Regions from separate parts of the Homo sapiens genome. Here region 1 is linked to region 2. A link is a loop called in an ENCODE intact Hi-C map of the cell type or tissue named here. Cell type or tissue: dorsolateral prefrontal cortex. All regions are shown on one strand. Each heading gives the region's core, and the rest is flanking DNA. Links, peaks and the distances in the headings are about the cores only. Region 1 overlaps CAMK2B (calcium/calmodulin dependent protein kinase II beta). Region 2 overlaps DDX56 (DEAD-box helicase 56).

Region 1 (2,893 bases), core at 170-2,669, 330 kb before region 2:
AACTCATCCCAGAAACACCCGCCCAGTGCCAGCCAGCCTGAGGCTGCAGCTGAGGGATCCTGTCCTTGCTGGTGACCAGCTGCCCGACACAGCTGGGGGACGGGCTCCTCCTAGGAGCCTGAGGAAGGAAGCATCCAGCCTCGCCTTGAGGACATTTGTCGTGGGGAGCTGAACAGGCAAGGAAGGGACCCAGTCCCTTCCAGAAACACACATTTCAAAAAGCTGTGGCCAACTGAAGCAGGCGGTTTCAGAAGGCTAGTTCCACCCCACCCCCGAGGGGACAGTCAGGCACGTAGCCTCCGCCAACCCAGCGGTACTTCCAGCCAGGCTCTGCATTGGAACCGGGGCCAGCATGGCACCCTAGGCAGCAGCAGAACTGAGCTCTTTCCCCGGGCATGTCCTCAGAAGATTCTCACAGGAAAGGAGGCACCACAGTTAGGCCCATCGGCGGGGCTGGCAGAGACCCCGGACAGTCCTTGGTACTAAGAGGGTTCTATTTAGATCCTTGAGTCTATCAAAACCTGCATTTCCAAACTATGCTACTGGAGATGTACCACAGCAGCAGTGGGAAATAAAAAGACAGAAGTTCACAGTCCAGTGGGCAGCAAATGCCACGTACAAACCAGCCCTCCTCGAAGGACTCAGGCCGACGCTGCCATCAGAGCTCTGGGAAGCCCTGCAGCAGACGTCCCTGTTGTCTCAGTCAGTTCCCAAACATCCTTCCTTGTGAACCCGCTTTTAAAACAATCGCTTGTGCACGCCTTGGGCGCAGTGTGGGGTGCATGGGCCCGGCCCTCCTGAGTGCATGGCTCCCGGCCAACCATTTTTTGGGGGGCTGCTCATTTCACATCTCTGCCTGGGACTAACTCCAGATTCACCGTGGCCAGAGTCCTGTCGATGCCCATCTACACTAGCATTCAAGGGCACGGGAACTTCCTTTCTGTGTCTCAAGTTCAAAGCATGCGTTAGGTGCCGCAGGAGCCCAGGGTAGGCGGAGCAGTCACAGGCATCTCAGACACCTGGGTTGGGGGTTCTGCAGGCCTCTGTGGGACAAGGAGAGACCCTCTGCCCTCCATCCTGGGAAGGCACTGCCCATTCCCGGGTCTCCAGGCCGGGGCAACTGCTGCCACCCTGCAGCTGGCCGGACACTGGGTCTCCTATGCCCTTACACCTGATCAATGCAGGAGAGACCACAGAGGCCAAACTGAAGCACACTCGACAGACGGGGTCTCTCTGCGGGCCGAGGGGGCTATGCCACATGGGCTGGTACCAGACTCTGACTGGATGGTACTAGACTCAGCTGCCATTGGCAGAGAACTGAGCTCCATGCTCACTGCCGTGTGATATGGCTGAGCTGGGCTGACCTAGCAGGATGGGTGGTCCTCTCAGCCCTGCCTCTGCCTTGTCCCCTTAGCTGGTCACCCAGGACAGCCATGCTGGGCTCTGTCCACATGCACTGACCACCCTCCAGGACAGAGCTGCTCTCGGCGCCCAGGGTGGAGCCACACATGCAGGGCCTCATGCACCGTCGCCCCACGTTCACTTGCAGACAGGCGGGCATTGCAGCGGGAGCCCCGGGCACAGGGCAGCGTAGAGGCAGCTGTCTCTCAGCACTGTCCCCTGGGCAGCAGTGCCTCCCCAGAAGCCACTAGCCTCACTCTTTTCTAATCACAGCCCCCTCCCGCCTGCGCTCTGGAAAGGCCTGTCAAATGGAGAAGACGTGGGAGGGCTCTCCCGGGGTGCTGCCTGCTAGACACGTCCACTGGGCTCATGGGAGGAGAATAGACTGCCCTCCCCGAGGACGCCCTGGGCCTCCCCAGAAGGAGGGTTCTCTGGCTGGGAAGGCCAGGCTGCTCACCCTGTGGGTCATGAGGAGGCCTGGGGAAGGCAGTCTCCAGCACCCTGGAACCTCTGCCGGGTCCCCAGCCCACGTTGGAGGCACCGACAGGGAACTCAGCAGCTCAGCCCAGGGAGGATCTGGGGTCACCCCTGTAGCCCTCTGTGTTCTGTGGCCAGGCGTTGTCAGCTTGGCCTGCCCTAAGCTCTCACCAGCCTTCAGCTCAGGCTGGAGCTGCAAGGAGGTCTTGGGGTCGCCTAGCCCTCATGGGGTCTGCCCATGGTCACAAGCCAGCAGGTGGGCAGAAGCCAACTTGGGCCTCTGGCTCTGGCCCCGCACAGCCCAGAGGAGCAGGTGGCCAGTGCCGGCCTTTTCCCTCACAGGGTTTGAGGCCAGGGGAGGAGGACTTTGCAGAAACAACCCAAGAGGAAGCCTTGAAAGTCTCCTCAGGGTGCATAAAACCCTCACCCACTCCAGAGCGGCTTGTCCTGGGGGGATGCTCAGGGCAGACATGCATGTGTAGGACTCAGCAGCACAGACCACCGTCTCCATGCGGCCCCAGAGGGGCAGGGTGTGTGTCTGCCCCAAGGGCCTCTGCCTCTCTGGCTCTGCTCCTCAAGGCTCTCCTTTCAGGATTCAGACCCCCCAGCAGCAGGCCCAGTGGCTCCCTGTGGGCCCAGGCCATTCTTAATGGGGGTCTCCGGACCCCCAGACCTCGGGGGCCAGGACCAGAAGGGCTTGGTGTAGCCCAGGGGCCACCTAGCCCAGCCCCTCCTCTTACAGGCGAGGAGCCTTGGGGGCTGCCTCCCTGCCCTTGTGGTGGGCTCTGCTGGGATGTGACCACACGGGAGCAGGGGCTCCCGGGGGCCTGGCGGCCTCTGGGGCGGCTCTGGAGCCCGGCCAGCGGCTGCGTGCAGCAGGGGGCTGCATGCTGGCAGGAGGGACGGGCGGGAGCGGGCGGGACGCTGGTCGAGACACATCTACCTTGTTCCACCAGCCCCATGGTGGTGCCGGAGGCCGCGGTGGACATTGTGGCCGGAGCGGTGGTCTGTCTGC
Region 2 (2,893 bases), core at 141-2,640:
AAATCTTGCAAAGAACCTCATTCACCAGGCAACTTCTAAGCCTCATCTTCCCCACCTAAAACATAGAAATAGCTTCCCCCAGGGATGCCGTTAGGAGGAAGGAATGTACACTTTGAACAAACAGCCTCCATATCTTTACCCAAGCTCCTCTGCTCCGGGCCCAGACCCTGCTATCCCCAGGCACGAATACAGCATAAGGCTGGCTCCATGTTCCTCTACCCCACCCCCCAAAGAAGGAAATCACTGGGGAAACCAATCTCCTCTCCATCAGGGTGGCTCTGGGATACAAGCTCTTGGTAGGGTGTGCTTGGAAGTGACAGGGTCAGAGAGATAAACATAGTGGAGACAGACTGTGCATCACTTTAGAACACAGCTTGGCTAAAACATCCAGAGCACTCACTGTCCCCAGGACCAGCCTCAGCACTCCATGAAGCCAGGTGGGAAGGCCAACCTAGGGCAAGGACCAGGCCTCAGCACTGCAGGCACTCTCTGCCCTGTCTTGTCTTCCAAGAGGTGGCAGCGATGCCCACTGATAGGGTCTGTGCAGTTGACAGATGTCTCCCAGCAGATGCTCAAATGGTTGCTCTTTATCTCCAGTTCCATTAACTCTTTGTCCTTCTGAATACTGCTAACCACCAAACTGCAAGAATATCGTCTGCAGCTCCTTAGCAGCTCTAGTTCACACCTGCCCAGAAAGTACCACTGTCCTGCCCCCATCATACACACTGGCTTCGTGGAAATCCTTGGGTGTTAACAGAAGAGGAGCAGGGATCATGGAGGCCCCAAATCTCGGGTCCTGCTAGCTTCAGTCCTACCATGACCAAAGACACAGACTCCTTCGTCTCTGTATAAGCTTTTGCCGAGAAAAAACTTGGTTCTTTCTAAAATACTCAGGCACTCTCCTAGTTTCTCCCCACTCTCCTGCTGCCCCAACCTCCTCATGCCCCCAGCATGGCCTTGTGACGCCTGGTAAGCAGGTGACATGCAATCTAGGACCCCAAGCCAGCAGAGAAGCCCAGCCTTCAGGCTGAGAAGGCAGCTGGAGAGCTCAGGCCAGGGCATAAGGGACAGTACACATGTGTGTATGTCACACCACCGCTTATGCACATAACACACAGACACAGCTCACACATCAACAGTTGTTCAGAAAGGGACCAGCAGATAGCTGCCCCGGCTCCTCTAAGGAAGAGCAGGCAGCTTCCCCCCGAATCTACATGTGCGTGTGCTCGGGGAGAGGAAGGCTGGCGGTCAGGAAGGCCCATCTCCCAGCCTGATCCCAGGCAGCAGGGCTGCAGGAGCTGGGCAGGAAGGCTCTGGGCCGGCCATAGCCACCTGCCAGCAAGGGCAGGCTTCTCTTCTCATGGCTGGGGCAGCTCGGCACAGCTGACCTCTGCTGGCCAAGTGAAGCACTGCATGCAGCCACAGAGCCAGGCACAGCTGTCTTCCGAAGTTTCCCGACTCCTGATGTTTTGGGGATTCAAATAGTCCTTTTCATATGCTGGAGGCACAAACTGGGGCAGCTAAAATTTTTATTCTGTTGTCAAGGGGCAAGATGCCAGCTTGGAAGTGCCAAGGAGCTAAAGGGCCCAGCACTGCCGGCCCCAGAACTGTCTGTTCAGGCTGTGCAGTAAGCACCAGAGCCTCGCCTGTCCACGAAGGGTGTAAGCCTGTGCTCCACAATGTGCTCAGCTCCAGAGAGGCCCAACAACCTCAGGAGGGCTTGGCTGTGGGTCTGAATTTCTTTCCTTTGTGCTTGAAGCTGCGCAGTGGGTTCTGGGACTTTGCTCTCTAAGGAGGCAAAGTCACAGGTTAGTTGGGGGAATCAGGCCGACAGACAATCCACCCACCCACCCACCCAACTGAGAAAGACACAAAGGGAGCCGTGCCGGCAACTGGCCAACACGACCAGAAGGTGCTGCAGATAAGGAAATGGGGAAAGGCAGCTGGGGAAAGAAAAGCAGGGCCTGCAGGCGGCTGCAAAAGTACCCCTATCCCACACCAGATTTTTGGGGCCCGGTTCTAGGGTGCCCCCTCTTCCCCTCCCTAGGGCACCCTCTCTTCCCCTCCCTAGGGCAAGGCGCCTCCACATTCTGGTGATGACAAAAGAGCAGGTTGGGAGGAGTCCTGGGGCTGTCCGCAGTCCCCAGGAGCCGTACCTTGGCCTTCCTACAAGAGGAAGACAGCTTCTTCCGCTTCTTGTGAGGGCGCACCAGGCCACGGAGAGCAGGAGGAACTGGAAGAGATGCTTGCCTGAGCAGTGGGCTCACCGCTACTGCTCCCATCCCTGCCCTCCCGCTGATTCTGCAGCAAATTCTCCAATTCTGACCCAACTGGCAGCCTATGACATACATCTATTCACTACCACATCTGCACAGGGCCAGGAGAATGTGAGCACCTTAGACTTCCACTATTTAAATCACTCTCCTATATTGTTTAGATTTGTTACAACAAACATGTAACAAGAAAGAAAAAGACAGACATCCTTAAAGAAAGAAAATGCAGCTGAAATAAAAGTCAACAGGTAGTTTCTTCACCTGTGGCCCATTACTACCGATACAGGGGGCCCCGCATCCCAGCTGCACCTGATCTTGGCTCTATCTTCACCTCGCCCACCCCATGGACTCCCCCAGGCCAACCACACCTGGGCCCTCCCCTTCAAATGTCAAACATCCCACATCCTGACACCTTTCCACCTTCTCCTGGCCCTTCTAAACCTCCTGGCCACACCTTGGCAAATGACTCCGCTATACGAGCAGACTGGGTTCCTGAGGCCAAAGTTCTAGCCTTACCTTCTCCCTCCCTACCCACCCTCCCAACTCCCCTCCTCACATCTCAGGCCAGGACCTGGACTGGGGTCTCCTCCAGCTCACTGTCCCATGGGAACCCGGCCCCC

Evidence for each region. Hi-C counts contacts between places; a loop is a spot of excess contacts. Peaks named below come from ENCODE experiments on the same cell type or tissue, not always from the same donor. Only the 100,000 strongest peaks of a DNase experiment are listed, where the experiment ranks them.
Region 1: it touches region 2 in a loop (4-fold over the local background); 79 of 110 quality-filtered maps call a loop at or near these places.

Annotation. Positions count from the first base shown.
Region 1 is chr7:44,236,768-44,239,660 of GRCh38, forward strand. CAMK2B (calcium/calmodulin dependent protein kinase II beta) reads right to left here. Exons shown (of 24, transcript NM_001220.5): 13 at 2,822-2,893. Among named protein-coding and RNA genes, the nearest start is that of YKT6, 37 kb to the left of the region's middle. In dorsolateral prefrontal cortex, for the core only: no CTCF peak of the experiment used is centred there; a DNase peak (open chromatin) is centred at 1,667; H3K27ac peaks cover 257 bases.
Region 2 is chr7:44,564,292-44,567,184 of GRCh38, forward strand. DDX56 (DEAD-box helicase 56) reads right to left here. Exons shown (of 14, transcript NM_019082.4): 13 at 2,157-2,233; 14 at 1,513-1,788. The coding sequence ends at 1,711. Among named protein-coding and RNA genes, the nearest start is that of DDX56, 8.2 kb to the right of the region's middle. RefSeq lists a silencer at 1,308-1,519 and an enhancer at 1,373-1,872. In dorsolateral prefrontal cortex, for the core only: CTCF peaks have their summits at 1,396 (motif pointing left) and 1,601; a DNase peak (open chromatin) is centred at 1,390; H3K27ac peaks cover 730 bases.